Linked DNA regions of Homo sapiens: regions 2, 3, 4, 5, 6 and 7 are each linked to region 1. The links are chromatin contacts, found by Hi-C or POLR2A ChIA-PET in ENCODE. All regions are on one chromosome and are shown on one strand. The core of a region is the stretch at or near the end of the contact, and the rest is flanking DNA. Distances in the headings are between cores, read along the strand shown.

What was found. Hi-C counts contacts between places; a loop is a spot of excess contacts on that map. ChIA-PET counts read pairs that join two places held with the same protein, here RNA polymerase II (POLR2A). Pooled maps may share reads with other maps.
Region 2: a loop to region 1 is called in a pooled map of gastrocnemius medialis, with 10 times the contacts of the local background. The contact joins the promoter of TOB2 here to the promoter of ATF4 in region 1. A Hi-C loop is called at or near these places in 11 of 50 pooled maps. POLR2A ChIA-PET finds 5 or more read pairs at or near these places in 3 of 52 experiments (HepG2, activated CD4-positive, alpha-beta T cell and naive thymus-derived CD4-positive, alpha-beta T cell).
Region 3: a loop to region 1 is called in a map of gastrocnemius medialis, with 10 times the contacts of the local background. The contact joins the promoter of TEF here to the promoter of ATF4 in region 1. A Hi-C loop is called at or near these places in 1 of 168 maps with a recorded cell type or tissue (gastrocnemius medialis), 1 of 37 single-sample maps with no recorded cell type and 7 of 50 pooled maps.
Region 4: a loop to region 1 is called in a map of CD8-positive, alpha-beta T cell, with 13 times the contacts of the local background. The contact joins the promoter of RANGAP1 here to the promoter of ATF4 in region 1. A Hi-C loop is called at or near these places in 2 of 168 maps with a recorded cell type or tissue (CD8-positive, alpha-beta T cell and naive thymus-derived CD4-positive, alpha-beta T cell), 1 of 37 single-sample maps with no recorded cell type and 11 of 50 pooled maps. POLR2A ChIA-PET finds 5 or more read pairs at or near these places in 1 of 52 experiments (B cell).
Region 5: a loop to region 1 is called in a pooled map, with 5 times the contacts of the local background. The contact joins the promoter of L3MBTL2 here to the promoter of ATF4 in region 1. A Hi-C loop is called at or near these places in 6 of 50 pooled maps. POLR2A ChIA-PET finds 5 or more read pairs at or near these places in 2 of 52 experiments (WTC11 and endothelial cell of umbilical vein).
Region 6: a loop to region 1 is called in a pooled map, with 18 times the contacts of the local background. The contact joins the promoter of RBX1 here to the promoter of ATF4 in region 1. A Hi-C loop is called at or near these places in 2 of 37 single-sample maps with no recorded cell type and 14 of 50 pooled maps. POLR2A ChIA-PET finds 5 or more read pairs at or near these places in 3 of 52 experiments (Caco-2, activated CD4-positive, alpha-beta T cell and activated naive CD4-positive, alpha-beta T cell).
Region 7: a pooled map shows a loop between it and region 1 (11-fold over the local background). The contact joins the promoter of PLA2G6 here to the promoter of ATF4 in region 1. A Hi-C loop is called at or near these places in 6 of 50 pooled maps. POLR2A ChIA-PET finds 5 or more read pairs at or near these places in 2 of 52 experiments (B cell and activated B cell).

Annotation. Positions count from the first base shown.
Region 1 is chr22:39,518,747-39,522,704 of GRCh38, reverse strand. It overlaps ATF4 (activating transcription factor 4), which reads right to left and starts at 2,143. Exons shown (of 3, transcript NM_182810.3): 1 at 1,954-2,143; 2 at 1,034-1,351; 3 at 22-932. The coding sequence starts at 1,259. The coding sequence ends at 103. RefSeq lists enhancers at 1,666-1,715, 2,076-2,225 and a silencer at 2,606-2,805.
Region 2 is chr22:41,444,918-41,448,875 of GRCh38, reverse strand. TOB2 (transducer of ERBB2, 2) reads left to right here and starts at 2,075. Exons shown (of 2, transcript NM_016272.4): 1 at 2,075-2,497. LOC105373043 (a long non-coding RNA gene) reads right to left here and starts at 1,931. Exons shown (of 2, transcript XR_938274.2): 1 at 844-1,931; 2 at 1-757. RefSeq lists a silencer at 944-1,043 and enhancers at 914-1,609, 1,614-1,863, 1,610-2,305.
Region 3 is chr22:41,380,220-41,384,177 of GRCh38, reverse strand. TEF (TEF transcription factor, PAR bZIP family member) reads right to left here and starts at 2,236. Exons shown (of 4, transcript NM_003216.4): 1 at 1,977-2,236. The coding sequence starts at 2,133. It overlaps LOC105373042 (a long non-coding RNA gene), which reads left to right and starts at 2,267. Exons shown (of 3, transcript XR_938271.3): 1 at 2,267-2,438. RefSeq lists enhancers at 1,398-1,477, 2,259-2,553 and silencers at 1,688-2,387, 2,418-3,017.
Region 4 is chr22:41,284,401-41,288,358 of GRCh38, reverse strand. It overlaps RANGAP1 (Ran GTPase activating protein 1), which reads left to right and starts at 2,172. Exons shown (of 16, transcript NM_002883.4): 1 at 2,172-2,373. RefSeq lists enhancers at 1,280-1,329, 1,650-1,719, 1,750-1,969, 2,400-2,469.
Region 5 is chr22:41,203,024-41,206,981 of GRCh38, reverse strand. L3MBTL2 (L3MBTL histone methyl-lysine binding protein 2) reads right to left here and starts at 1,670. Exons shown (of 17, transcript NM_031488.5): 1 at 1,596-1,670. The coding sequence starts at 1,619. RefSeq lists an enhancer at 326-826.
Region 6 is chr22:40,949,734-40,953,691 of GRCh38, reverse strand. RBX1 (ring-box 1) reads right to left here and starts at 2,314. Exons shown (of 5, transcript NM_014248.4): 1 at 2,216-2,314; 2 at 59-137. The coding sequence starts at 2,293. RefSeq lists enhancers at 994-1,582, 2,038-2,247, 2,762-3,352 and a silencer at 2,298-2,877.
Region 7 is chr22:38,179,822-38,183,779 of GRCh38, reverse strand. It overlaps PLA2G6 (phospholipase A2 group VI), which reads left to right and starts at 1,950. Exons shown (of 17, transcript NM_003560.4): 1 at 1,950-2,116. RefSeq lists enhancers at 1,678-1,787, 1,704-1,998, 1,948-2,397, 3,028-3,097, 3,378-3,547.

The DNA.
Region 1 (3,958 bases), core at 894-3,393:
GGAATTCAAACGCACAAGTACTTTCCCTACAAAATAATTTATTGGAACACACAGCTACAGCACTCTATGTACAAGCACATTGACGCTCCTGACTATCCTCAACTAGGGGACCCTTTTCTTCCCCCTTGCCTTGCGGACCTCTTCTATCAAATCTTTCAGGTACTGGATCTCCTTGGCCAGGGAATCCGCCCTCTCTTTTAGAGCCTCGTTCTTCTTTTCCAGCTCTTTGCACTCACCAGTAAGAGCCTCCTGCTCCGCCCTCTTCTTCTGGCGGTACCTAGTGGCTGCTGTCTTGTTTTGCTCCATTTTTTTCAGCTTCTTATCCAGTTTCTCACCCTTTACTTTTGCTGCTACCATCTTCTCTCCAGGAGGATCGTAAGGTTTGGGACGGGCAGACCCACAGAGAACACCTGGAGATGGGAGGCTCCTATTTGGAGAGCCCCTGGTAGAGGGGCTGTGCTGAGGAGACCCCAGATAGGACTCTGGGCTCATACAGATGCCACTATCATTATCTGAAGGGGTGTCTTCCTCCTTTATGCACTGAGGGATCATGGCAACGTAAGCAGTGTAGTCTGGCTTCCTATCTCCTTCAGTGATATCCACTTCACTGCCCAGCTCTAAACTAAAGGAATGATCTGGAGTGGAGGACAGGACCCCTGGGGAAAGGGGAAGAGGTTGTAAGAAGGTGAAGGGGGCAACCTGGTCGGGTTTTGTTAAACTTTCTGGGAGATGGCCAATTGGGTTCACCGTCTGGGGGGGCTGCTTATTAGTCTCCTGGACTAGGGGGGCAAAGAGATCACAAGTGTCATCCAACGTGGTCAGAAGGTCATCTGGCATGGTTTCCAGGTCATCTATACCCAACAGGGCATCCAAGTCGAACTCCTTCAAATCCATTTTCTCCAACATCCAATCTGTCCCGGAGAAGGCATCCTCTGCAAAACATTTGAGTGATGGGGCCAAGTGAGTCAGATACAAAGGTAGGAGGCCCCTAACCCTAGATCCCACCAGGACGATGTGGTGGTGGCCCACTCACCCTTGCTGTTGTTGGAGGGACTGACCAACCCATCCACAGCCAGCCATTCGGAGGAGCCCGCCTTAGCCTTGTCGCTGGAGAACCCATGAGGTTTGAAGTGCTTGGCCACCTCCAGGTAATCATCTAAGAGACCTAGGCTTTCTTCAGCCCCCAAACCCGACTGGTCGAAGGGGGACATCAAGTCCCCCACCAACACCTCGCTGCTCAGGAAGCTCATTTCGGTCATGTTGCGGTGCTTTGCTGGAATCGAGGAATGTGCTTAATTCGAAGGTGTCTTTGTCGGTTACAGCAACGCTGCTGCTGAATGCCGTGAGAAGCCTGAATGAGAATCAGAAGCCAACTCCCATTAGAGGTTAGCTGTTCTGAGAATTTCATCCTTCCACTTATGAGGCGGGACTTCTCTAGATCGGCCATCTAGAGAATCGGGAACAGGGCAGTTGTATTTGCCCCTCCCTGCTTGCAACTCAGGTTCCACAAAATGGACGCTCACGGAGACCAGGGGATTCTTCCACCGGCCGCCAAGAGGAAAGCGCTCCGTCCCCACGTCCAAATACGGCCAGGGCGGCCGCGCCCCGCCCACCGCCCGCCCTTGACTCACGCCCGCGCCGCCGCCCTGCCGCCGCCATCTTGGTTCCTGCCACGTTTCGTGGGGCAACAGCCAAGACCCCTGGGACCCTTGCGGGGCTCGGGGTCCGAGGGCTGTAGGGCTCCTGGGGAAGCAGTCCGGGCACCCGACTACGCTTTCCCGATCCCAGGCACGCGAGCGTCTCGGGGACACCCAAGCAAAGACCACGCGTCCCGGGCGCTCGTTAAATCGCTTCCCCCTTGGCGGCACCGCCCTGGCCCCAGGCCGCACCCCACCAATCCAAAACCCGCGCCGGCCCCAGGAGCACAGCTGGACGACCCGCCCCGGTACTCACGCCATGGCTTAAGCCGCTGGGGGTTGCCGCTGCAGAGCCTGGTGCTGCTGCCGCCGCTGCAAAGGCCAATGCTGCCGCAGGCACTGCTGCCCCTAATACGCCATGGTGGCCGTGGACCCTGAGGGCGGGGAGGAGGGAAAACGCACACGCGCAGAGAAAACTACATCTGTGGGCGGGCAAAGTAGAAATGGCTGCCGTGGCCGCCCGCCGGCCCTTTATAGACTTCGTCTCTATGGGGACGCAGCACAGACGCATCCTTCCGCCGCGACCACGTGACCGTCTCCTCCCGCCCGCTCCCTTCCCTCCCTCCCTTTGACGCCCCAACCGTTTATGCCCAGGGCGTAGCTGTGACGAGAAAAGGAGTTTGTTCTTATGGCCTCACGAAAGGAGAGAGGTGTACTACTTTACTAGGCTTCTATGATCAGAGTCCGTTCTTTCCTTCGCCGCCGGAGCGCGGAGTGATCTCCCAGACACGCCTCGCTTCCGGTGTCAGCGCAGTGGGCGGGGAAAGGTCGTTTTCCGGCGAAGAGTTTTTATTGTGAAGGCCGAGGACGCCAGGTTATCGCGCGAGGTGCTGGCGAAGAGCGCGCGTCAAGGTGATTGGCCCAGGCCCGGTGAATCATATATATCTCGAGCTCTTATTGGCTCAGGGCCCTAGATGGGCGGCTGCTGGGAGAGGGATCCCGGGGTCCGCGTGGGAAGGGTTGGGGTCTCGGGTCGCTGCTAGTCCTCAGCCAGCCCCGCCTGCTGGCCCGCCACGATCGCGCTGGCTCCTGCCCCCAGGCGGCCTTAGCCCAGCGCACCCCTTAGTGGCCTCAGGGACCAGCCCTTGCGGTCGGATCCCGCCGCCCTCAGTGGAGGTCCGCACTGGTGGCCCCGCCGCCGCTCCCAGCCTGCGCGTCCTTCGGTTGCGGGTGGTGATTTGTGGCCTGCGGAAACCGGGGGGTTACCTGTTCCAAGCCTGAGTTTTCCAGAGGCCCCATTCATAGCCGACACGGCGCTGCTGCCCCCGGGAGGTTGAAGGGGCCTCGAGAGGGCGCGCCGGGCCTGTCCACCTACCCCCAAAGGCCGGCTGAGTCTGCATGGCTCCTCCTAAACTCTGGAAAGGAGCCGGGAAGACGCGCCGTCCTGTCGCCCAACCTGGGTTTTTACAATTTTCATCCGGCTCAAGTGCAAGGCTGCCACAGAATAGCATCATAGAGGAACTTCTGGTGTCCGAAGATTGCGTTCTCCTAAGAACAAGATTTTCTTCGCTGCCGTCTCCCTGGGGTAGTTCGGATTCACTCCGGATTCTGAACTCCCCGGCCTAACCCGCTTTTCAGCAGTCACGCCCATGGCCCAGGGAGGAGAGGCGCTTGGGAACCCACGGCCACTTACTGGGGGTTGTGCGTTGGGAAGGGGTAGTCTGTTTTAAGAATACAAGAAACCTCCCCATCATCCTTCAGCCCCTTCCAGTCAGGCCCTGTGAAGGTGGAAACTTTGAGTTTCCGCCTCCATTTCACTGGGCCACACAAGTATGAGCGCTGTGATATCAAACAACCAGGGAAGCACTGCTCTAAATAACCACAGGCCATCTGCTGCGCTCATTCAACCTCGCCCACAAATCCTTTCCAATGGTAAACCGAGGCCCAATGGGATGAAGCTTCTTGCTCAAAGTCACAAGGCTCCCAGTGGAGGGAGTATGGGGTAGGAGTTAGAAGACAGATTTTGGGGAGCGCATCCAAAAGAATCCTGGCTGGGACATTTTGGCTAAATGACTTATACTCTCTGAGCCTCAGTTTCCTCATTTGTAAAATGAGACTACTGATGAGTATCCTTGCCTCATGAAGTGAGATCATACATGTAAAGCACTTAGCACAGTGCCTGCCTGGTACATGTAAGCGCCCAATAATGGTTGCTGTTGCTGCCACTGTTCATAGAACTCAGGTCTCCTGACCCTGACTTCTGCCACTCTCCATCACATCCTCCTGCTGCCTCAGAGGACTCTTCATTATTATTTAATGAG
Region 2 (3,958 bases), core at 826-3,325, 1.9 Mb before region 1:
TTTAATCCCCGACACGAGCTCCATTTTATAGATGGGGAAACTGAGGTTTGGTGATGTCAAGCGTTTTGCTGCATTAAATCAAGATCACACAGTCGGTAGCCGAACTGGGATGTAAACCCACCTATTTACATGGCTGCCTTAATCAATGACTACAAATACCAGCATCCCTTGCCGTGCCCGCTGGCGCAAACGCACACTCCCAAGGGCCCAGTCTTAGCGGCTGGATCCTAAACCCAATCAGACACCGCTTCTCCCTTTCCCCCGACCAATGGGAAGGCTGTTGCTAACACACCGGCTATATTTTTAGCTTTCAGTGCTCTGGGAGCGTGTGGGTCGGCTGAGCCTCTCTGCCTGGTGGGAAGAGCTAGGGGAAAAGAGAGAAGGGAAGGGGAGGGGGAAAGGGAGGGTGCAGCGGGCATGTGCGGGAGGGGGCGTGTGTGTGACGCTGTCACTCGCTGACGCACAAGGCAAGTAGTCCCTGGAGGTGCCCCCGGGGTTGCGACGCTCAGAGTGTGGGGGATGGGGGGGCGCTCAGGCTATCTCCCGCCTCCCTGTCCCGGTGGAGTTTGCCCTCCAGCCCGGCATTTCTCTGTTGCATTCAGGGAAAGTGCATTTAAACCCCCCACGCTACTGGTGCTCTCCGCCCTTGCCAAAAAAAGCGATCAAGGAAAAAAAAAAAGCAAACTGTTCGTAGCTGGAAACTTTCGGATCTCGCCACCCAACGTGGGGATGGCGGCTGCTGCTGGGCCGGAACCGTCTGGAATGACAAAAAAGGTGTGGGCGGGAGGGGAGAACTGGGAAATGGGAGATCTAAGGAGGGACCGGGGAGAAGACCTCACTCACAGTCCCCCGGGGGCTCCAGACTGCATCTTCCGGCACTCCTGTCTGCCTGTGACCGCAGAACACGGCCCTCCCTCCCCCTGGCTCTGTGTCCCGCACACTCACAGAGGCAGAGCAGCCCGCGTGGCCAGAGCCGGGGGAGGGGGCCTCAGCGCGCGGGCCTGGCGCGCCCAGTCCCGGGTTCGCGGAGCCTCGCTCCGCCGCCCGAGGGGCCGTAGTGGGTGCGAGCCTTGCGCCCGTTGCACGGTCAGGGGCCACCCCACGCCGGCGGGACTGCGACTAGAAGAAATGTGGGGCTCTCCCGCGTGCCCCACACTGGGGTCGCTGGCCAGAAAGAGCAAACAAGAGTTGGGAGAGGGGCTGCGCCCGCGCGCCTGCGCAGAGCCAGAGCCGGCCCTCCAGGCTGCAAGGAAAGGAGCGCCAGAGGCGGTGAGGGGAAGGTCCTTTGTGGCACTCGGCTAGTTTCACGGCCGTCAGCCTCGTCCTCGGCTCCTCTTACTCCCGCACAGCGTGGCCCAGGCCCCAGAGTCTCCCTCGCCTTTCTTTCGACGTTGAGCCCCCCGAGGAATCACAAGGCGCTCGGAAGACTCATGCCTGCCCGAAACGGGTCCGAAATGTTTCCAGAGCCCGCGTCGTCCCCTCAGTTCCCCCTCCCGCAGAGGCCGTAACGGGGCGATGCTATCGCCGCGGACACGGCCAGACGCTCGGAGCTGGAGGGAAGGCCCCGGGAAACGGCTCGGGCAAACGTCCGAACCATGGGCTCCGAGGCAGGTGCAGGGCGGACGACTCAGCGGGGGGTTTCCGGCGGGCATGGTGACTCCCTCCCCTCCCCCGCGATACTCGTCCCCCAAACACAACTAAAGGGAGAGTGCACTGTGCCCGGCTCGTGAGCAACCCGGCCCCAGGTGGTCCCCGGCCCTCACGGAGCGCCCCTGGGAGAACACCTCACACGACGCGCACAAGTTCAGAGTGGTATGGGAATGAAGGAAAGGAGTGCGGCGCGGCGCTGTGACAGGGAGGGGAAGACGGGGAGCCGGACGCACGACCGGCGAGCACAGAAGGGCACAGGAGCTGCTCCGCGAGATACCAGCGAGCTGAGGCGCGGGGCTGGCTGGGAAGTAGTCCCGGCCGGGCCCTGGCCCCGCCCCTGCAGGGCGGAGGGACGCATCACGCAGGGGTGGGGAAGCCGGATCCGTGCGCAGGGTTGCTAAGGGTGAAACTTTTCATTGACTTTGCTCACTTCGGGCCGGGGCGCGGGAAGGTGCGGGTTGTTGGCTGAGGCAAGCCGTGGCTCGGGCGACGCGGGGCCAGGAGGGCAGGACCGTCTGCCGGCGACAGCCCATACCGTCTGCCGTTGCGCGACACGAACCACCCTCCGATCCGCCATCCCCGCGTCGTCGCCGCTAGTCCGCCCGCCCGCCCTCGGGCCCCCCGCTGCCGAGCCCGACCTCCTAAGAGCTGAAAGAAATTATTGAGAGTCATAGTCCATAGCCCCCTGCTTCGTCCCCCAACCCTCAACGACGAAAAGGACTTCGGTCCCCTGGCCCGGCGACGCCCGGGAAGGAAAGGAGAGCGACCTCCGCCCCGCGCTCAGGCCACCCTGGAGGGAGAAGCCGCCCCGCGGCCGGTAGAGCGCCCCGCCGCCGCGGAGACCCGAGTGAGTGAGTTGGGGGGCGTGCGGGCGGGGGGCCCGCCCCGAGACCCAGCCGGCCGGACTACCTCTTCCACCCCGCCCCACTCCCGCTTTGCTGGACTCTCCACGTTGCTGCCGCTCCCTCCCCGCCTGGCCAGCATTTTCTTTCCCCATCCAGCTTCCCTCCAGACCCCACTTTCCCCAGCTCCTCTTCTCACGCCATCTGTGCTCCTGGGGTGCCCAAGAGCTCCTTTTTCTCCCAGTTCCAAGAGTGGCCCTCTCCTGGGTGGGGTGCATTTCCTCCCTTCCCCGCCTCCCCCGGTTCTTTATATCCTAGCTACTCGCTAGATCTTCCTTGTTCTCCAAAGAAACATAACTCCCCCCACCGTTAAATAAATCCGAGGAAGGAAGGGGATCCAGGCCTTGTTTTTCTGCTTCTTTTCCCGTGTGCAGGGAAGGGGGGTGGTAATTGTTAATAGACTCTATTTCTGGCTCTGTGGAGCCTGAAGGGTGGAGGGTGGACACCCCCTTTGGCGACGGGACAGGTCAGTGGAGATTGTCCTTGGGCCACTGAGCCAGAGTTCACCGTTTCGGCTGAGCTCTTTATACTCTTAAGTGTTTTAATGGAAAATTGGGCAGAAAAAAGTACCCTTAGAGCAGTGCCAGTGAGTGGATTCTGCTTATCTTGGTAAGGTGCCTGCGAGGTGGGGCCCTACCCCCAAACTCCTTCCCCTCCTGTCCGGAGGATGAACTGTGCCCTTGACCACCAGAAATCTGGGAGGGGAAGGAGGGTGCAGAGAGGAGGCACAGCCGGCAGGCCCTCTCCCTCCCCCAGGAGAAACCAGAACCCCGCACAGCAAGCTTCAGCTTGGGGACGGGTGGAGGCCAGTCTCTGGTGCTACTCCGTATCTAAACGGTCTTTTTCTCCTTCTTACCCACCGTACCCTGGGAATGGGTCCTTCATCTCTGATTTTCCGGCAGAAAAACAATCCTATTGCTTTCTTGGGCTTCTACCCCCATCCCTCCGTGAAGCATAGGGGGAAAGAAGCTTGTGTGGGAGGAAGGATTAAGGAGGTTTAACACCCAGCGGGGGAGCTTGCCGAGGATCTGGTAAGTCTGGTCGTAAAGCAGACCTTGCAATGGGAGGAGACACACAGAATTTTAGTATGAGAAGATGCTCAGGTGTCAGGTGTACAGTTTTTTTCTTCTCTGCCTGGGAACCTTTTCCTATTTCCCTCTCCCGGATCTGGTTACTCAGTCTTCGATTAGAAATGGGGTGAGGCTTGGGCCCTGCTGGCCTTGGCCTGGCGCCTCCCCACAGCTTGACTGGAAATTTCTTTGGCCGAGAGGACGGGAGAACTGGGTTTGATTCCTGCCTTTCCTTTCCTGGCTGTTTGGGGTGCTGGAGCCGAGTCCGCTAGGCATTAAGTGAAAAAGATCCGTTTCCCTTTGAATCCACCGTCCATCCAGCAACCCCACACGGAC
Region 3 (3,958 bases), core at 987-3,486, 1.9 Mb before region 1:
AGGAGAAATCAAATATGATTAAGTTGGAAATAAACCAGCCACACATGGACTCCCAGACCAAATAGCAGCTTGTTGGTCCAATAAAAATGAACACACCCAGTGAGTTAAGAAGGTGGAGGTTTTGACAAACAACTTGGTCATGGCTTTCTAATACAAATTAATCTGAATTCCTGCAACTGCTTTCTATACCAGGCTTTGGTTTAAAACCAACTGAGAAGTAAGAAAGTCAAGCCTTGGTGGGCTGGGTGGGCCAGATGGCCTTCCTGCTCTCCTCCCTTGAGATCTGGACTCCTCACTCTGTTCAGAAATGACTGTGACCCATGTCGGGTGGGGTCATTTGGGATCAAAGGAGGCAGGAGAAGGCAGGAGATAGAAAAGCAGCCATAGTGAAAGACAGGCAACAATAAGTTCCAGGTTTTGCCTGGCCTAAGCAATAAAGGATACTTTAAATCAGTGTTTTTGTAAGGTGGAATTTTAAATTGTAAGAGATAAAGGACTAGTCCATCACTCAGGTCATGCAACAGTGGCTGCCAGCATGATACAGTAGAAAGAGCACCAAACTGAGGGTCAAAAGTTATAGCTGTGTGACCTTGAGGAAGCACCCTCACCTCCCTGAGCCTCAATTTTCCTCATCTGGGAAGAGGGGAGAATACCCTCTAGGACTGTTAATGAAATAAGATGATGTCAGCGTGCTTTGCGAGCACTCTACGAATATCGGGTAGAATTCTTGTTATGGATGGTTATTACCTGGTAATTTCAAACAAGAAACTGTCAGATGTGTACACCTGTCCCTGCAGCTTGTCTCAGCCCCAGATTTGGAACAAAGCACCGTCTCAAAAACAAACAAAAGGGTTTGTGCACATGAGGTCCCAAAGCAGGAGGAGAGAGGCTGGCCTCACCTGATGTGCTGAAGCTATTTATAACTCAACAGTGACAGCCACAGGGATGGGAGCCTCAGCATACACCCAGGAAAGGAAGAGAAATGGCATTTTAAAAAGGAAAATCCATTCCCCAGGCCAGACAACTCTCGAAGGCCTATCCCTTTCCCAAACCCTGAATAACTGATGGCTCTTGGAAATGCAAAGGTCTCACACTCAAAGTATACCTCAGTGCACCCACAACCCCACCACAGGCGGCCCTCCTGCTGCTCCCTGCACCCCATCTCCCAGGGCGAAAAACAAGGCCAGACCTGCTTTCCGTATACGCCCCAGTGACGTTCCTGGCCTAGGCAAAAAGATGAAGCTCAGTCCTGCCGCCGTGGCCCCAGAATCTAAGGGTCAGCCCCAACCAACCAGGCGAAGGGCCTCAGTGGACTCATCTGACCCTCATCGTTTCTCTGCTTGGCCCAAAACTCCCCTCCCAAGGCGCCTCACACTACTCGCCCACACCCCCCCCACCCGCTCAGCAGAAGCCCCGCAACAGAAAGGCTCCCGTTGGACCTAGTAGCTGGCGCTACTCACACCCAGGGAGGAAGCCAGGTCCCTCCGGGAGGGGTAAGGCCACGTACGATGACAGTTCGCTACCCTAGGCCTGCGCTTCCTAAACTTTGGTGTACTTGGAAAATAATGGGGGTGCGGTGGGGTGCTCCTTAAAATGCAAGACCCCTGTCCCAGTGACCGCAGATTGGGTGGGGCGCAGGAACCAGCAATTTAAACAGGCATCCCGAGTGACTCCGATGCAGGTGGCCCCGGGGGAGGGGCCCTGGAGCGTCATTTAAGTGACTGCTCCCGATCCCCTTCCGCCTCCTCAAAACCTCTCCCCACCCTCTCCCGCCAGACCCACCGTCTCAGCCCGCCCCTGACCCTCTGTCCTCAGCCCCCCGGCCTCGTCCTCCAGGCTCCTGGTCATCCAGGCCCCATCCCCCTCCGCTGGACCACTGCTCCCTGACCCACTGCCTCCCCGGCCCCGCCCTCACGAGGCCCCGCCCCTGTATAAGCCCCGCCCCCAGCCCGCGCGGACCACCCCCCCGCCCTCACCGAGGCGCGCCTCGCGCGGGGGGTTCTCCATCAGCTTCTTCAGGACCAGGGGGAAGGACCCCGACAGGCCCCTTTCCCCAGCTGCGCGCCCCGGCCCCGGACCGGGTCCTGCCTGCGGGTCCACAGGCGGCTTCTTTCCGCCGCCCGCGTCGGACATCGTGCCCCGGACTCGGCTCGCGCACCTCGCCTCCCCCGCCCGCCCCCCGAGATGGGCCGGAGCCGTGCGACCCGCTGCAGCTGCCGACACGGGCAGCTACTGCGCAGGCGCCCAATGGCGCCCCCGCCTCCTTCCATCGCTACCCCGCCTGCGGACCGGCTCTGGCACATTAATTATTCATGAGGCCAGGCCAGCTTCCCCGGATCGTTGCTCTGGATTGGTCCAGCCTGCGAGAGGGGCAGGCGCAGATCCTCGGGCCGTGATTGGTCGGGCAGCCGGGATAAGATAGACACGTGCGGGGCCAGGTGAGGACCCTCGCGGAGGCCCCGCCCCGCCGCCCCTGTGTCCCCTGATTGGCGCCTGCTGGAGTCTTTGTGGTGGGCCTTCCTCGGCGCGGTCCCTTCCCTCCTACCAGTGTTCCCCCTTCACCGCCCTCTTCATAACCCCCGCCCTCCCCAACCACCGCAGCCTCTCCCTCTTGTCCCCGACTTGCAACCTTCCCGACGCGCCACCGAAGAGGGGCGGAGCTCGGAGCGGCCAGGCCGGCCAAAGCGACCTATCCGAGCTCCTGCTCGCGCGGCGTGTCCACCCCCCGCGGGTCACGTGGAGCCGCAGCCGAGTCTGGTCGCGGGGGGAGGGGGCAGAGGAGGAAGGCGCGGGAACAGCCAATGGAGGGCGGGGGCGGGGCCCGGGGCGGTGCACGAGGCGCCGCACGTGCGGGGCTGTGGCGGGGCGGGAGGGGAAGGGAGGGACGGGTCTTTTTGTTCTGGGGACTCTGCCCAGGGTCGCGGGGCAGGGACGCTGAGCTTAGCCCGCACTTCTGCTCCCACGCGACCCAGAGGTCGCCTGAGGGCAGGGCCGGGGACCGCGACCTGCCAAGTCGTAGGGATGGCCTGAGCAGGCTTGGCCGCCCTAGAGCGGGGTGTCGGGTTGCCCACGCATCCAGATCAACACTAGCGTGGAGGGAGCATTCCTGAAGCTCTGACCTGAGCCAGGGCCCGAGTACATGTTTCCGCCCTCCCACTTACTAGCTTATGACCTTGGGAAAGTCCGGTTGCTTCACTGGAGCTTGTTTCCTCGGCCATAAAATTAAGAGGTTGGGCTAGAGAATCTCCACAGTCCCAAACAGATGTGAAATTCTTTTCCTTTCTAGAACTCTCCCTTCTTTTACCTAGAAAACAAAAACCTCCTTGACACCAGGTACCGATGCCACGTTTTGTGGGAGAACCACCTCCTCTCTTAAAATATAAAGCCTCCCCGGGAGTTCCGCAGAAATCCGTAAAAATGTAATATGTGGCGCGGTACACAAATGGAAAGCTGCTCCTAAACAGCGCTCAGAACTTTGTACCTCTTTATAGTACAGATCAGACTCCGCTGCAAACCCAGGCAACATTAGACTCCCCGCTTAACTCCCGGAAGGCAGAGAGCTTGGCTTGTTTATCCAGCATCCCTACAGTGGCCCAGCCCTTCTAGCAGGAGGGGTTGGGGGGGTGGTATAGTGATAGTCCTTGGTTCAGGGGGTAGATGCATGATCCAGACACCCACAGCCAGCTAAAAGTTATCAAGCTGATGCAATCAGAATTTTGCTGGGGCTGGGCTTGGTGACTCACGCCTGTAATCCCGGCACTTTGGGAGGCAGAGGTGGCGGATCACCTGAGGTCAGGAGTTCGAGACCAGCCTGGCCAACAGGGCGAAACTCCGACACTACTGTAAGTACAGAAATAATTAGACGGGCATGGTGGCTGGCGCCTGTAATCCCAGGTACTGGGGAAGCTGAGGCACGAGAATCGGTTTGAACCTGGGAGGTGGAGGTTTCAGGGAGCCG
Region 4 (3,958 bases), core at 923-3,422, 1.8 Mb before region 1:
CCCTCCCAGGCTGAGGAGGAAACTGCCAAGAACAGTGTTAACTCTGTCAAAGAGCCCCAGAGTCCCAGGCCAACTGCTGTGGGGCTTTGCATCTTGCTGTGGGCACCTGCAGGAGGGAGAGACTCATGAAGTAGCATTTGACATGGGCCTTGTAGGTAAAAAGGAGAGGGAAGGTGGAAAGAGGATCCACATCTCAGGAACTTTGAGAACTGGGAGAGTTACACTCTGTCTAGAGCTTCAGTTTTCTCATCTCTGTGCTGGGAAGGGTGGTAATGATGCCCACTTCCCTTGTGGTGGTGAAGATTAAATGAGCTGTGTGTAAAAGGATATGGCATGATCTGTTAATTAATTAATTAATTTATTTATTTATTTAGAGACGGAGTTTCGCTCTTGTTGCCCAGGCTGGAGTGCAATGGTGCGTCTCGGCTCACTGCAACCTCCGCCTCCCGGGTTCAAGCGATTCTTCTGCCTCAGCCTCCCGAGTAGCTGGGATTCCAGGCATGCGTCACCATGCCCAGCTAATTTTATATTTTTAGTAGAGACGGGGTTTCTCCATTTTGGTCAGGCTGGTCTCAAACTCCTGACCTCAGGTGATCCGCCCGCCTCGGCCTCCCAAAGTGCTGGGATTACAGGTGTGAGCCACTGCGCCCAGCCTGCATGATCTGTTTAACTTTTTTTTTTTTTCTTTTTTCAGTTTTTGAGACAAGGTCTTGCTCTGTCGCCAGGGCTGAAATGCAGTGGTGCAATCACGGCTCACTGCAGCCTCAAGCTCCCAGGCTCCAGATCCTCCTGCCTCAGGCCCTTAGCTGAGACTACAGGCTTGCACCATCACGTCCAACTAATTTTTGTATTTTTTGTCGAGACAGGGTTTGACCATGTTGCCCAGGCTGGTCTCACACTCTCTCGCCTATAATCCCAACACTTTGGGAGGCCAAGATGGGCAACAAGAGTGAAACTCCATCTCAAAAAAAAAAAACAAAAAAAAAACGCTGTTTGTGTTTTTATGCTTAAATTCACACCTACAGAAAAGTTGCAAAAATGTTCAAAGAACTCCCATATTCTTCAACCAGATTAACTGATTAACATTTTGCCACATTTGTGTCTCTGCTTTCTCTATGTATATGTATAGGTATATTTCTTTTAACCATAAAGGTTGCAGACATCATGTCCTTTTTGTCCCTAATTATTTCAGCATTTTTTTCCAAGAACAAGGGCAGTCTCTTACATAACCCTGTACCATAATCAAAATTAATAAATTTAACATTGATACAATACTATTATCTAATATAGTCAAGTTTTGCTGTTTCAGTATTGTCCTTTATAGCAATCCCCACCCAGGATCCGATCCAGGACCATGTCTTGCATTCAGTTGTCTTTTTCGTTTCCTGTAATCGGCAACAGTTCCTCAGTTTTTCTTTGTCTTACATAATACAGACATTTCCGGAAGGGTACAGATCAGTTATTCTGTACCATGTCCCTCAGCTTGGGTTTCTCATGATTAGACTAAGGTCATGCATTATAGACCGGACGGTGACGCCGTGTTTTTCTCAGTGCATCACACAGAAAGCGTGCGATGAATGTCAGCTTGTCCTGCTGTTGATGTTAACGTGGCCGTTCAAGTGGTGTCTGCGGAGCTTCTCTACGATAGTTACTATTTCCCCTTTTTAATTATCAGGTAATTTGTGCATATTTATGTGGAAGCCTTCGAATGCCCTTTCAGTTTCATGGGACGGAAAAGAGTCTTTTCTTTCGGGAAATGGATACCTGTGTCTTGCCCAAGAGACCCAGCAGCCAGCAGTACCTGTTATCAACAAAGTTACGCGAACAAAACCTTTCCGGAAGAGCTGAGGGACCTGGGTGCAACGCATTCTGGGAATTGTAGTCTCTGGGCGCTCCCGGCTGAACACCTCCCTGCGGTCTCTGCGAGAAAGAGCCAGAAGCCACCAGGGGAGGGCGAAGAGGAGGGCGGTGGAGGACGCTCTGCGCGCGGTGCGCCATGGGACGGGTAGTTCGCGGTGCGCGCCCCATCGCGCTCCCAGATGGGGAACCGGACTACTCTACCCGAGAGGCCGCGCGAGCGGGGCGAGGGCAAGCCGGCCGGGGCCTCGAACAAATCAAATCGAAGCAAAGAAACTGCCGGCTTTCAAAATCCTCCTCCTCCGCCATCATCCGCCGCGGTGCGGAGAGCAGGTGGTGCTGGAAGCGCGTGAGGCCGGGAGCTCGAGAGAGCTAACAGACTAGCCGGCTGGACATCTGGACCGCTGGATCCGGAGGTGGCGACCCCGGCCTGACCCGGACCCTAAATCCGTCCCCGCCCCAGAGGGCGGAGGCGCGCGCTCGATTCCCCCCACGCGGCGGCGCCGCCTGTTTACGGTAGAGTCAGGGTCCCTTTCCTTTCCCCGTCACCTGCCTGGAACAGGGGTGCGGGGCGAGGAGGGCGTGGCGCCCGTGTGCGCCTTCTGCCTGCCCCCTCGGCCTTCTTCACTTAGCCTTCGACGGCCGAGCGCCCCAGGGGTGGCGGTGGGAGTGGGGTTGTTGAGCGGCGCTGGCTCCTTTCACAAATGGGGAAACTGAGGCTTAAAGGGCGTCTGACTCGCCAGAGCAGCTCAGCCTGCAGCTGCTAGCAGTGGCGTCTCATATTAGCATTGTTGTCAACCGGAGGCGGTGCGAGTCCGCCGGGGATTCCAGATGGGGCTCCTGCGCCGCCCGCCTATCATTTGCGGCCTGTATTCGCGCGTCGCTCCCGCAGAGCCACCTCCCAGCAGGCCCACGCCCGCGGGGGCCCCGGGCTGGCGCCGCTGTCCCTGGAATCGATGTGAGTCACTGCTGACGCTTTGCAGGAGCATGCATCTCACCTCAGAAAGTCTCTGACGTTGCTGCGGAGCGGGGAGAGGATGTTTCTCTATTAGCCCTTTGCTTTTGCTCTGGCGCTGATCCTTTGCTGACCTTGGACAAATCAATTTACGTTTCTGTGCTCCAGTTTCTTGGTTTATAAAGTGAGTGTGGAGGGGTGCATCTCTGTCTCGCTCTCTCTTGGACTGAGGAATGGGCCCCCGTTCAGCTGAGAAGTTCTGTCCCTATTCTATCTGGAGGCTTCACCACCACCTTTTACCCTCAAATTGTCCCATCTCAGAACTGCAAGAGATGCTGGGGTTTCAGGTTAATTTTTTTGTTGGTTTTTCTTTAAATTTTTTTATCTTTTTAGAGACGGTCTCCTTCTGTCACCCAGGCTGGAGTGTAGTGGAACGATCACCGCTGAACTGCAGCGTCGGCTTCCTGGGCTCAAGCGATCCTCCCACCTCAACCTCCCAAGTCATGGGGACTACAGATGCCATCACACCTGGCTAATTTTTAAATTTTTCTGTGGAGACAGGGTCTCATTCTGTTGCCCAGGCTTGTCTCGAACCCTGGTCTAAAGTGATCTTCCCGCCTAGCCTCCCAAAATGTTGGAATTACAGGTGTGAGTTATTGCACTGGGCTGGTTTCTGGTTAATTTATTTTTTGAAACAGGGTCTCCAGAAGTACAGCAGCAAGATCTCAGCTCACTGTAGCCTCCACCTACGGGGCTCAAGTGATCCTCCCACCTTACATCCCAGGTAGCTGGGACTGCAGGCACCTGCCACCACACCCAGCTAGTTTTTGTATTTTTAGTGGAGACAGGGTTTCGGCATACTGCCCAGGCTGGTTTCTAACTCCTGTGCTCAATCGATCCGCCCACCTCAGCCTCCGGAAATGCTGGGATTGCAGGAGTGAACCATTACACCCGACTCTGGTTAATTTTTTTTTTTTTTGAGACGGAGTTTCACTCTTGTTGCCCACGTTGGAGTGCAATGCCACGATCTCAGCTCACCCCAACATCTGCCTCCCAGATTCAAGCGATTCTCCTGCCTCAGCCTCCTGAGTAGCTGGGATTACAGGCATGTGCCACCACGCCCGGTTAATTTTGTATTTTTGGTAG
Region 5 (3,958 bases), core at 421-2,920, 1.7 Mb before region 1:
TAAAACCTAGTTCTATTTCCAGCAGTCAGTAACAGCTCTAAAAGTGTGACTTGCTATTCTTATTCTCCACATGATTATTCTCGTTTACCCTTGCAGAAAGTTTGAGCTATTCCACCTTATATTTGCAACTACACATGCAAATATGCTAGAAAGGAAGCAATTTTTTTTTTTTTTTGAGACACAGTCTCGCTCTGTCGTCCAGGCTGGAGTGCAGTGGTGCAGTGGCCCGATCTCGGCTCACTGCAAGCTCCGCCTCCCACGTTCACGCCATTCTCCCGCCTCAGCCTCCCGAGTAGCTGGGACTACAGGTGCCTGCCACCACGCCCGGCTAATTTTTTTGTATTTTTAGTAGAGATGGGGTTTCACCATGTTAGCCAGGATGGTCTCGATCTCCTGACCTCGTGATCTGCCCGCCTCGGCCTCCCAAAGTGCTGGGATTACAGGCGTGAGCCACCGCACCCAGCAAGGAAACAATTCAAATATAGGTACCCTTGTCAGGCAGGGTGACAGAGACCACCTATAGTCCCAGCTACTTAGGAGGCTGAGGTGTAAGGATTGCTTGAGCCCAAGAGTTAGAGGCTGCAGTGCGTTGTCATCACGCCTGTGAGTAACCACTGCATTCCAGCCAGGGCAACATAGGAACACCCCGTCTCTTAAATATAAGGTGCCCAGAAACCAAATGATTAAAGGATGAGGCGGGGTGCAGTGGCTCATGCCTGTAATCCCAGCACTTTGGGAGGCCGAGGTGAAGCAGACAGATCACCTGAGGTCAGGAGTTCGAGACCAATCCGACCAACATGGCAAAACCTCGTCTCTACTAAAAATACAAAAATTAGCCGGGTGTGGTGACACATGCCTGTAATCCCAGGAACATGGGAGATGGAGACAGAATTGCTTGAACCCGGGAGACGGAGGTTGCAGTGAGCCGAGATCGCGCCACTGCACTCCAGCCTAGGTGACAGAGCAAGACTCCGTCTGAAAGAAAAAAAAAAAAGGATGAGTGGGTTCCAGGTTGCAGTACAGTGTGAAAAGCATAACAGGCAAAGTTTCAGAGGCGGACAGACTTAGTGCCAATCTCCTTCACTTTCCAGCCGGGGTAACTTCCTGGGGTGTCGCACCACCTCTAAGCCTCAGTGGCTTGAACGACAAAGACGAAAGAATAATACATGATTGCTGTGAGTGTACTGGAAGATAATGCACGTGAACGTTACAGACAAGGAGTGATGTTCACCCAACTTTAATCTCCCTTCACTTCCCACCTCATGTAACAGGCCTCACAAGCCCTAAACAACACAGCCACGAGACAAGCAGGATAAGGAAGATTCAGGAGCTCTCAGATCCTAAACCTAGTTCCCTTTCCCCCAGGCCAGGGACGGCTGTTCCTCCCTGAACTCCTCGCCGAACGTTGGCCCCAGCAGGAGAGGGGCAAAAAGTAACGTCAATTGCCTCTGCCCCTGGCTCAGTTTAACTACCTCAGTTTATCCATCCTCCCACCCTCCACCCTCCAGGCGTCGCTAAAAGCCCTAAAGAAGGGCCCACGGAGCGAGGCTCTCGGAGTTCCCTTTCCCAGTCACGCTAAGTCCTCGCCTTCTCACCTCAATACTCCGGGGCTTCTCCATGAGACCTCAGTTTCGCCAAGCGTCACCAGGTGCAGGAAGCCATATTGGCCTGCCCCGTCGCTCTCCGCGAGAGCACTCATTGGTCGCCTCCCTGAGCCGCGGGCCAATCACGCTGCAGGAAGGAGGAAAAGCCGGTTCCGTGCCTGCTCCCGCCATTCTCTCCCTGTGGGCGGGGAAGCCGCGGGCGGTTATGGGAATTGTAGTTCGCATGTGTGCAGGGTGAGTCGTTACCATAGCGACGTGGAAACCAGGGGCGCTGGAAACCTGGTGCGCCTCACGCCGAGTGTTCCAATTACGCCAACCTCTTGACTTCACTGGATGTTATTCTTCCCTAAACGGTTATTGAGCACCTATGATAGTCACTGTTCCAGACTCCAGGAATAACCTCGTACTCTCCCGGGTTAGATATTTAAGGTGCCCTTTTGCTGGGATGCATAGCAGAGGGACTCATTTCCAACTCAGGCAGAAACTGGACTACTCCAGATTAAAAAGAAAAAAAAAAGGAAGAAACTGGAATACTCTGTGTGTGTGTGTGTGTGTGTGTGTGTGTGTGTGTGTGTGTGTGTGTGTGTTTTCTTGAGACGAAGTCTTGCCCTGTCGCCCAGGCTGGAGTGCCGTGGCGCGATCTCGGTTCACTGCAACCTACGCCTGCCAGGTTCAAGCGATTCTCCTGCCTCAGCCTCCCAAGTAACTGGGACTACAGGCGCCCACCACCAAGCCCGGCTAATTTTTGTATTTTTTAGTAGAGACGGGGTTTCACCAGGCTGGTCTTGAACTCCTGACCTCGGGATCCACCCGCCTCGGCCTCCCAAAGTGCTGGGATTACAGGCGTGAACCACCGCGCCCGGCTGAAACTGGAATATTCTTTTTCTCAATACTGTAAATGTCCAGCCTGCTCAAAATCTTACAACATTCCTCCTTCACCACTCTCTCCTGGGTAAAAACCTCGAATCTGAGGCTCTCTGCCTCATCCCGTTAGGGTTTCCCACAACCTCCTTAGACACCCTGAGTTCTAGGTGCTGTTGTGGAGCTTTGCAAACATCTTTTCAAACCCTTAGACATCCTATCACCGTTTGAAAGAAGAGGAAGTGGTGGCTCTTCACCACTTCAGGTTTAGGCACTTTCCAAGATCACACAGGATTGGGATTCCAAATTTAGTACAGATTCCTTCCCTATGCCATGCCGTGTCCCAGTGAATTAATTGAGACTCTAAATGCAATATGTGGAGGCTGAATACATATAAAATATATGCCTAAATTTGAAGTCCGCCGTGGAGATGTCAAACTCTTCCTAGAGGTCTTTCTTTCCTTCAACCCCTTCCACCCTAAACCCCTGTATCCATGCTGTCAACGTGTTGGTTTTTCTACCTCCAAAATATATCCTGTATTTCCTCCACCACTACCACTCTAATACAAGCCACCGGCCCATTGCAGCAGCCCTTCAACTGGTCACCCTTTCTTTCTTTCTTTTATTGATTGATTGATTGATTGAGATGGAGTCTCCCCTGTCGCCCAGGCTGGAATGCAGTGGGATCTCCACTCACTGCAACCTCCACCTCCTGTGGTCACCCTTTTTAAATCTTCACCTTTAATACACACAGGTGATCTTTAAAACTCATTGACCTGGCCGGGTGCAGTGGATCACGCCTGTAATCCCAGCACTTTGGGAGGCCAAGATGGACAGATCACAAGGTCAGGAGATCGAGACCAGCCTGGCCAAGATGATGAAACCCTATCTCTACTAAAAATACAACTATTAGCTGGGTGTGATGACGGGTGCCTGTAATCCCAGCTACTTGGGAGGCTAAGGCAGGAGAATCGCTTGAACAAGGGAGTCAGAGGTTGCAGTGAGCCGAGATTGCACCACTACACTCCAGCCTGGGCAACAGAGCAAGACTCCATCTCAAAAAATAAAAATAAAAATAAATGTTCTGGAATAAGATAGTGGTGAAAAAAAAAGAAAAAGACAGGTTGGTTCAGCAAGTGCAAAGGCCACATTGGTGGAACAGCAAGTGCAAAGGTCCTGGGGCCAACTCAAGCTTGGTATGCAATAAACAGAAAGACAGAGAGAGTAGATGGATATAGCAAAACATGGAGAGGGTGATACAAGATGAGGTTTGAGAGAAAGCTGAGACCAGGTCATTCAGGGTCTTGTGGAGTGCTTGGATTTTATTCTGTGCAAGGGAACGGCATTAGAGTTTTTTTGTTTGTTTGTTTTTGAGACAGAGTTTCACTCTTGTTGCCCAGGCTTGAGTGCAATGGCGCGATCTCGGCTCATCACAACCTCTGCCTCCCAGGTTCAGGCAATTCTCCTGCCTCAGCCTCCCAAGTAGCTAGGAT
Region 6 (3,958 bases), core at 1,065-3,564, 1.4 Mb before region 1:
GATAGCCACAATCTCTGCAACCTTCTCAACTTCCTCCCATCCTCCTCCAATTACTTACAAAGATCCATAATGTGGTTCCTGCAGATGGCACAGTTATCAACCACAATATCCCAGGCCCAGAGGGCTACTGCATTCCACTGCAAAGACAAAAAGAGGGAACAGTGCATTCTGCTTGTAACACACACACATACTCTTTAGGACCTCAGGCTGCAGCTGCAGTTATCATCTCTTTGGCCACAGGGAACCACCAAACAAAAGTTTTTGGATATTACGTTAATCTTATTATACCAAAGACAACAGTAGACTACACGTATGTTCTATTCTCCAAAAGGCTGAGTATATGAACACAGAAATTAATGTCATCTTTTAATTTGTTTCCTATAGTTTAAAATAATTTAGTCTGGCCGGGTGCAGTGGCTCACGCCTATAGTCCTAGCATTTTGGGAGGCCGAGGCGGGCCGATCACTGAGGTCAGGAGTTCAAGACCAGCCTGGCCAACATGGCAAAATCCTATCTTTACTAAAAATACAAAAATTAGCCAGGCCTGGTGGCGGGTGTCTATAATACCAGCTGTTTGGGAAGCTGAGGCAGGAGAATCGCTTGAATCTGGGGGACGGAGGTTGCAGTGAGCCAAGATCGTGCCACTGCACTCCAGCCTGGGCGACAGAGTGAGACTCCATCTCAAAAAAAAAAAAAAAAAAAAAAAAAGGGCACAAACTTGAATTTCTGTGCAGGTTTTGGTGGCAGTTGCAGAAGAGCTCAAAATCTGAATAAGTATCTGCTCTACACAGCTCTGGAAGCATGAGCAATGAAGTGAAAGCTAGAGAACAGAATGAACTAAGATAATGACTGGATCATAAAATGGGTAATCATGGGATAAGCTGGATAATTAAATACCCGTGTCAGTACACAGAACAAGGTCATCACTTAAATCTTAGATTACTTCATAACAAATTCTACAATTCACTAGAATTTTGATTCTTACCATAAAATAAACTGATGTTCTCAACTTTTATATGTTTAGACTCTTCTATTAAGATAATAATTCCAGTAAGAGTTTAACAGAATTTCATTCATTCAACTCTGGCTTCCTCAATTACAAATACTCCCAAACCTTCTTCGCTTTCAAACCCCATTCTCAGTGCCTAGTAACTTCTTTACCACTTTTCACATCACAGCTTCAAGGTGGAGGAAAAGCCCCTACTTCTATTATTTTTCAATATGGCTGCTGGCTGTAACTGAGCAGCAGTGGCCACAATGAGACACCAAAAAGCACTAGGACGGGGGATATTGTCAGTGTTTAGCCAGATGTTCTAGGAATATCTTCCCTATTTTAGAATCTCCATTTTGAACAGCTTTCATGTTAGGTGAGAATCGATACTGTTCTCCCAAACTGTGGCAAACCACTAAAAGGCATTTCATGCAAAAAGACACGTTCCATTTTTGCTTTCCCACGCTTACCAAGTCGTTCGCGACTAGTACTCAACCCTCCCTAACTGCCACAGGATTTGGGCTCGGATTTTCTTAACAAGTTCCACCATGCTTTTTATTATTATTTTGGAAGGGGGAGATTCTGGACGTGACAGAGAACCCAAGAGTGGGGTGGTTGTGTGAAAAGCCAACAGACGTCTCAGAAGAGCCAAGCATTACACTCCAGACTCTAACCAGGCAGTGTGAGGCCTCGGTTCAGCGAGGATCCCTCCAAGTGAGAGGACCCCTCCAAGTGAGAGGACCCCAAGCTTCAAAAAGGGGCGGAGCAAGATCACCAAGGGGGGTCCTCAGAGGCCTCTAATGCGGTAGGACCTCAGGTTCCAGGCTCTCGCCGCACTGCCCCATCCTCCACCGCCGCATTCGCTTCGACTCCCCATTCCACCCACCCCACCCCACCCTACCCTGTCCTTCCCCCACCTCTCAACCACTCCAGTGACAGCTCAAGCGCTTGGCTCCCGCCGCCAAGTCGCAACCCCGCGTATCTCAATAAGCAGCTCTGTGATTGGCCCCTTAGCCTCACAGCGAAACCAACACTTCCCCCAACAGTGGGCCGCCGTCACGCCGATCAACTCTAAGACCCGCCCCCCGGCTTCCTTTCGTGGTACCCGGTCCCAGGAACGCCCTGAAATGAAACCCTTTACTCCGCGCCTCGACCATCCTCGGGCCTGCCAGCCAGATCCGCGCCTCTCTAGCTTCCCTGAGGAAGGCGCTGGCGAGACCCAACCTTTTTCACTTCAAAGCGCTTCTTGCCCGCGCCGCTGTTGGTGCCGCTCGGGGTATCCACATCCATCGCTGCCGCCATTTTGGAAACACACGGTCTGTCGTCCGACCACCGCGCCTGCGCAGCAGCGCACACTTCGCTCCCCCCACCTCCCCGGCACCTCCTCCCGCACCCCACCCCTTACTGGCGCGCGAGGCGGAGGTGGGGGCGGAGCACGTGACCACGCCTCTTAAAGGGGCTGTCGCAGGTCGCCCCACCCGCGAACTGTAGGCCGGGGAGGGGGCGGTGGCCGGAGTGGGTGGGGCGGGGCCGGGCGGGGCCGGGCGGGGCCGAGGCTACGTGAGCTAGCCGGGTGGAAACGTTCGAAAGGGCTCGACGTCGCCGCCTCCTCTGGGAAGCCCCCGGCCGCACTCCGTCAGCTGGGGCGGCGGCTGCTTCCTCCGCCTGAGCCAGACCTGCGCCGCAGTCCTGTCCTGCCTGCCGGGCTCGCCGAGTCGCCGCGCGGCTCCCGGTGCTGGCGTGGGTGGGCGCCCGCGGCCTGCCCCGAAACCCAAGAGTCCTCGCTGGTCTTTCGCAGACTCTGACCCGCTTCCGAGCCAGGCCCAAGGTGCAGTCCCCGTGGGAGGGCTGGGGCCCAGGCACCGTCTGGTCTCCGATTTCTGTTCGGGAACTGCTCAGGGATTCGATGGGGAGAGAGGAGACCCCCGAAGTTCCTCCCTAAGGCCACACTGAGCAGGCCCCCAGCCCTGCCTTTACTCGCCCGCCAAGCCTGGGGGGTGGCCTCTGCGCCCACATAGTCGCAGTCCTAGGACCGCCTTTGGTCGTGGTGCACGGTTTCACCGTAACGTGTGTCAGTCCCCACTCCGCATTCCTCAGTTGTCATCTTTGTAGGGTGATTTCTCCCCGATCTGTGTCCTTTTTCCGCTGCTTGTGCTGTAGTGAAACCGACCCATCTGCAGTCGCTGTATTTCTTGAATTTTTGTGAGGCATTCTTTTTTAACTCTTGTTGCCCAGGCTGGAGTGTAATGGCGCGATTTCGGCCCACTGCAACCTCCGCCTCCAGGATTCAAGCGATTCTCCTGCCTCAGCCTCCCGAGTAGCTGAGATTACAGGCGCCCGCCACCACGCCCGGCTAATTTTTTGTATTTTTAGTAGAAACGGGGTTTCACCACGTTAGCCAGGCTGGTCCCGAACTCCTGACCTCAGGTGATCCGCCTGCCTCGGCCTCCCAAAGTGCTAGAGCCGCTTTTTTTTTTTTTCTTTTTTAATTTTTTTAAAAAATAGAGACAAGGTCTCACTATGTTGCCTAGGCTGGTCTCGAACTCCTGGGCCCAAGTGATCCTCCCACTTCGGCCTCCCAAAGTGCTGGGATCACAGGAGTGAGCCATCCCACCCGACCCAAGCACCTGTACTTTGTCACTCTCCCATTTCTGGCTAGACCAGGACTCCCTTTGACATCTCTAACCTTGCAGAGGTGTGACTCTGCCAGAGCACTCTTAGATGTCGTACAGGTGCATTTGAAGCCTTGTATTTTCTCTTAAAAGATAACTGGCGGGTAATGGAGCGTGCTGACTCTATTGCTAAAGAGAAAGAATAGGCTGGGCGCGGTGGCTCACGCCTGGGAGCCACTTTGGGAGGCCGAGGCAGGTGGATTACCTGAGGTCAGGAGTTTGAGACCAGCCTGGCCAACATGACGAAACCCCGTCCCTACTAAAAATACAAAAATTAGCTGGGTGTGGTGGCACG
Region 7 (3,958 bases), core at 701-3,200, 1.3 Mb after region 1:
TTACAGGCGTGAGCCACTGTGCGCAGTCAAGCTGAAACTCTTAAGCAAATTTTAAATCTTACTTTAAGGAACAATTTCCTCACCTGTAAAATGGGGACACGAGGATATGATGGAAGTGAAGTCACTTTGTAACTGGTAAAGCTCTGTACAGATATTAGTTAAGATGGTTAATTTCATTAACCTGTGAAGATTCTTAACTAAACCTTGCGCAAGTTGCATTGGCTGCCCTGTCTAGGCACTAATATCTTTAGACGGACTAAGGAGGAAACACACTTTTTTTTTTTTTGAGACAGAGTCTGGCTCTGTCACCCAGGCTGGAGTACAGTGGCATGATCTTGGCTCACTGCAACCTCTGCCTCCTGGGTTCAAGCAATTCTCCTGCCTCAGCCTCCTGAGCAGCTGGGACTACAGACTATGGCCAGCACACCCAGCTAATTATTTGTATTTTTAGTAGAGATGGGGTTTCACCATGTTGGTCAGGCTGGTCTCAAACTCCTGACCTCAAGTGATCCACCCGCCTCAGCCTCCCAAACTGCTGGGATTATAGGCGTGAGCCACCGCACCCGGCCTACACGCTTCTTTTCACAAGAATGACACCCGCAACTATACTTCCCACGTAAATGGAGAGCAGTCTGGCAGATTCATCTAGACCTAGGGTTGGGTGATTATTAGGGAAAGAAAAGGTCCAACCAAGCCAGTGGGCTGAAGAGAGGACATGACCTGCTCAGTCCGAAGCAGATGTGTGACTAAAGTCTAGTCTCCTGGCTTCTCTGCAAAATACCTCATTATCGGCATTATTAACCCTAACAACTGCCATTTATTGAAATCCCACTATGTGCACGAATGGGGACCAATTTACTTCTAGATATTACAACAATCTTGTATTACTGTGCCCACTTCCTGGATGATGGGTCTGAGGTTCACAGAGATCATTTGCCCAAGTTCCTACTGAAAGTGCTAAGGTATTTCCTGAGACTGGCTCAGGGTGTGTTGCCAGACAACAATGCACACATTTTTAACACAATACTAAACTTAGTATATTATACTTATGTTAAAAATTTCGGAGCCGGGCGTGGTGGCTCACGCCTGTAATCCCAGCACTTCGGGAGGCTGAGGCGGGCAGATCACTTGAGGTCAGGAGTTCGAGACCAGCCTGGCCAACATGGTGAAACCCCGTCTCTACTAAAAATACAAAAAATTAGCTGGGCGTAGTGGCGGGCGCCTGCAATCTCAGCTACGCGGGAGGCTGACGCAGGAGAATCGCTTGAATCCGGGAGGCGGAGGTTGCAGTGAGCGAGATCGTGCCACTGCACTCCAGCATGGTCGACAGAGCGAGACTTGTCTCAAAAAAAAAAAAAAAAAGGACATGTGGTAATTCCCCTAGGGAATTTGGCCTTAGTTGTGAAAAATAAAAAAGCTATAATCAATTTCTGTTCTATCGGAAAAAAATGTATTGGCTGTTTAGCTGAAATTCAAATGTAACTTAACATCCCGTATTTTTTATATGCTACATCTGGCAACCCTGGCTTGAGGCTACCTGGCAAAAATCAAAACAGGTTCCTCCTTGTTATGCCCTATGCCTCTGTTGCCTTTATTTTTATCTTTACGAGCAATCATTAACAGTAACTTCAGACTCCAGGCTCTGGTCGCTTTAGGAGGCGGAAGGCGGACTAGGGTAGGACTCCTGGCCCTCATCAACAGGACTGCCAAGAAGCCGGGCACCTTCTGCCCCGCACAAACATGGCCGCGCCTCGCCGCCGAGGATTGGCTCCCGCCGAAAGCTCGTCCTCCTGGCTAAGGGAGCCCCTTCCATTGGGCAGTTAAAAAAAATGGCGGACCCCGCCTCCCGCCGTCCTCGGGCGCGGGGGCGGAGCCTAGAGGAGGCCTGGGACAGGGCCACCAGTGATTGGCGGAGAGCGGTGGTCAGGCCATCACGTGGCCCGAGGCCCGTTTGTTTGCGGAAGTAGGAGGAAGTAGAAGTGCTGAGTAAGCCGAGGTGAGTGACCTCGCGGGTGGGCGGGGCCTGGGGGTCCGTTCCCCAACTTCCTCGGCGCTCCGGACTCCCAAGTCTCCGCCGGACCCTCCTTTGGATATTCCTCGTGTCTCCGATTCTGAGGCATGTCCTCCATTAACCCTTATGTGACTCCCTGAGTGCCCCCACCTTCCATCTTTTCATCCCCCTGCGTCCCCAATTCCCATCCCGAGACCGCCCGTGTCTCATCTCGAACTTGTGGACCCCAGGGACCCCAGCTTCGACCCTGAGTTTCTCCCCTGAACCCCAGTCTCCTCCGTGTGTCTCCCTCAGTATCCCTAACTTCCCGAGTCAATCCATCTCTTCTCTTTCCCCGACCCTCAGTGCCTCTTTAGGCCCCATTGGCCGTCCTAATTTTCCTTCCTGTGCTCCTCTAAGTGCTCACTTGATTCCCCACTTCACGTCCGTCTCCACCTTTCGTGGTGCCTCTACTCATTTCTCACTCCCTGCTTCTCCTGCCTTTCCTCCCTGCTTTTTTTCCTTGCCTTTCCTCTCTCGCGTGCCTCCAGACCTGCCCCCGACATGCTCCCTCCTTCCCCTCAGCCTGGCCACCCCAGAGTCTCCCACCCCTAATCCTGTGTCCACCTCCTGCTCCCACAGATGACTTGGAAGCTGGTGACAGGGAGCATGTGACCAGGGTGATCATGGGACTGGGTCGGGGCAAGCCTGTGGGTGTGGGACAGGGAGGGCACAGGGCAAGGGGACCTGTGGCCGTATTTTTAATGGGCTACCCACATGACCCCAACGAATACCTCCCCCTAGCTTCTGGGTCTTTCCCTCACCTGCCTCTTACCCGCCCAACAGGATGTCAGGCAGGTTCGGTTTGGCAACGTTGAGGCTGCACCCTTGGGCTGAATGCATTGTTTTTGAATGCATTGTTTTTGTTAGAGTTTCTGCCTGGAGTTTGGAACCTGTTTTCTGTCCAAGTCTCAGTTTCCTCATCTGTGACAGGGGAACTGTACCTCCTGCCCTCGTAAGTCTGCCATGAGGTTCAAAATTTGAATGAGAAAATGTAGAAGGTAAAGCTTTATAACCAGTATGGCCCTGTACAAATACATGATTTTACTGTTGGGTCATAGGCAGAATTGAAAGGAGTGGAAAGGGAAAGGGCTAGAATGAGAAGACAAGGAGAGAAGGATGAGCAGGAGGTCCCTTGTCTTTCAGTGTATCATTTGGCAGTGTTTGTTCATCACCTCTTGTGAGTCAGGCTCTTCTGTATATGTTCTCTTCACCATTCATTCAGTCATCGTTTATCTAACAAATATTTACGGACTGTCTGATGTTCTAGGCTACCCTTGGTGTGGCCAATGATATTCTCACTTCACATGAGAAAAAGAGGGCGCATGAGTTGCTTGAGGTCACACCGATGAGGTTGAAGCTGGAATCTGACACCAGAGCCTGTGTGATTGTCCTGATGTGTAAGGTTTGCTACTGTTTAGGACACTTCTTGTTCCTTCCGTGGATTACTTTCTTGTTACATGAGAGACTCCCCAAAAGGGAGTTTCCCTCTTACTCAGCAGAATGACATCACTAAGAGATACAGAAAGGAGAAATTTAAATACTCTGTGTGTGTGTGTGTGTGTGTGTGTGTGTGTGTGTGTGTGTGTCTGCAGACATCTATTGGGTGTGTGTGCTGGGGGAAGTAGGTAGGCAAGGAGTAAGGGGCCGTAGTGAAGAGTGTGTTACAAACTTCACTTTGTAGAGGGTGGCTCCCTGGGAGAATATGTTCTGTGTCTTTCACAGTGGATTTTGATAGGGTCATGTCTTAAATGCCTCTTCTCGTTTTCGGATGGTGATCTCATCCAGTCTTATTTCTTTAAGTGCCGTCTCTATTCTGTCAGCCCACAAATTTATATCCCCAGTCCAGTCCAGACCTTTCCCTGGAATGACATACTCAAATCTAGTTGCTTACTCAGCACCTCAAAC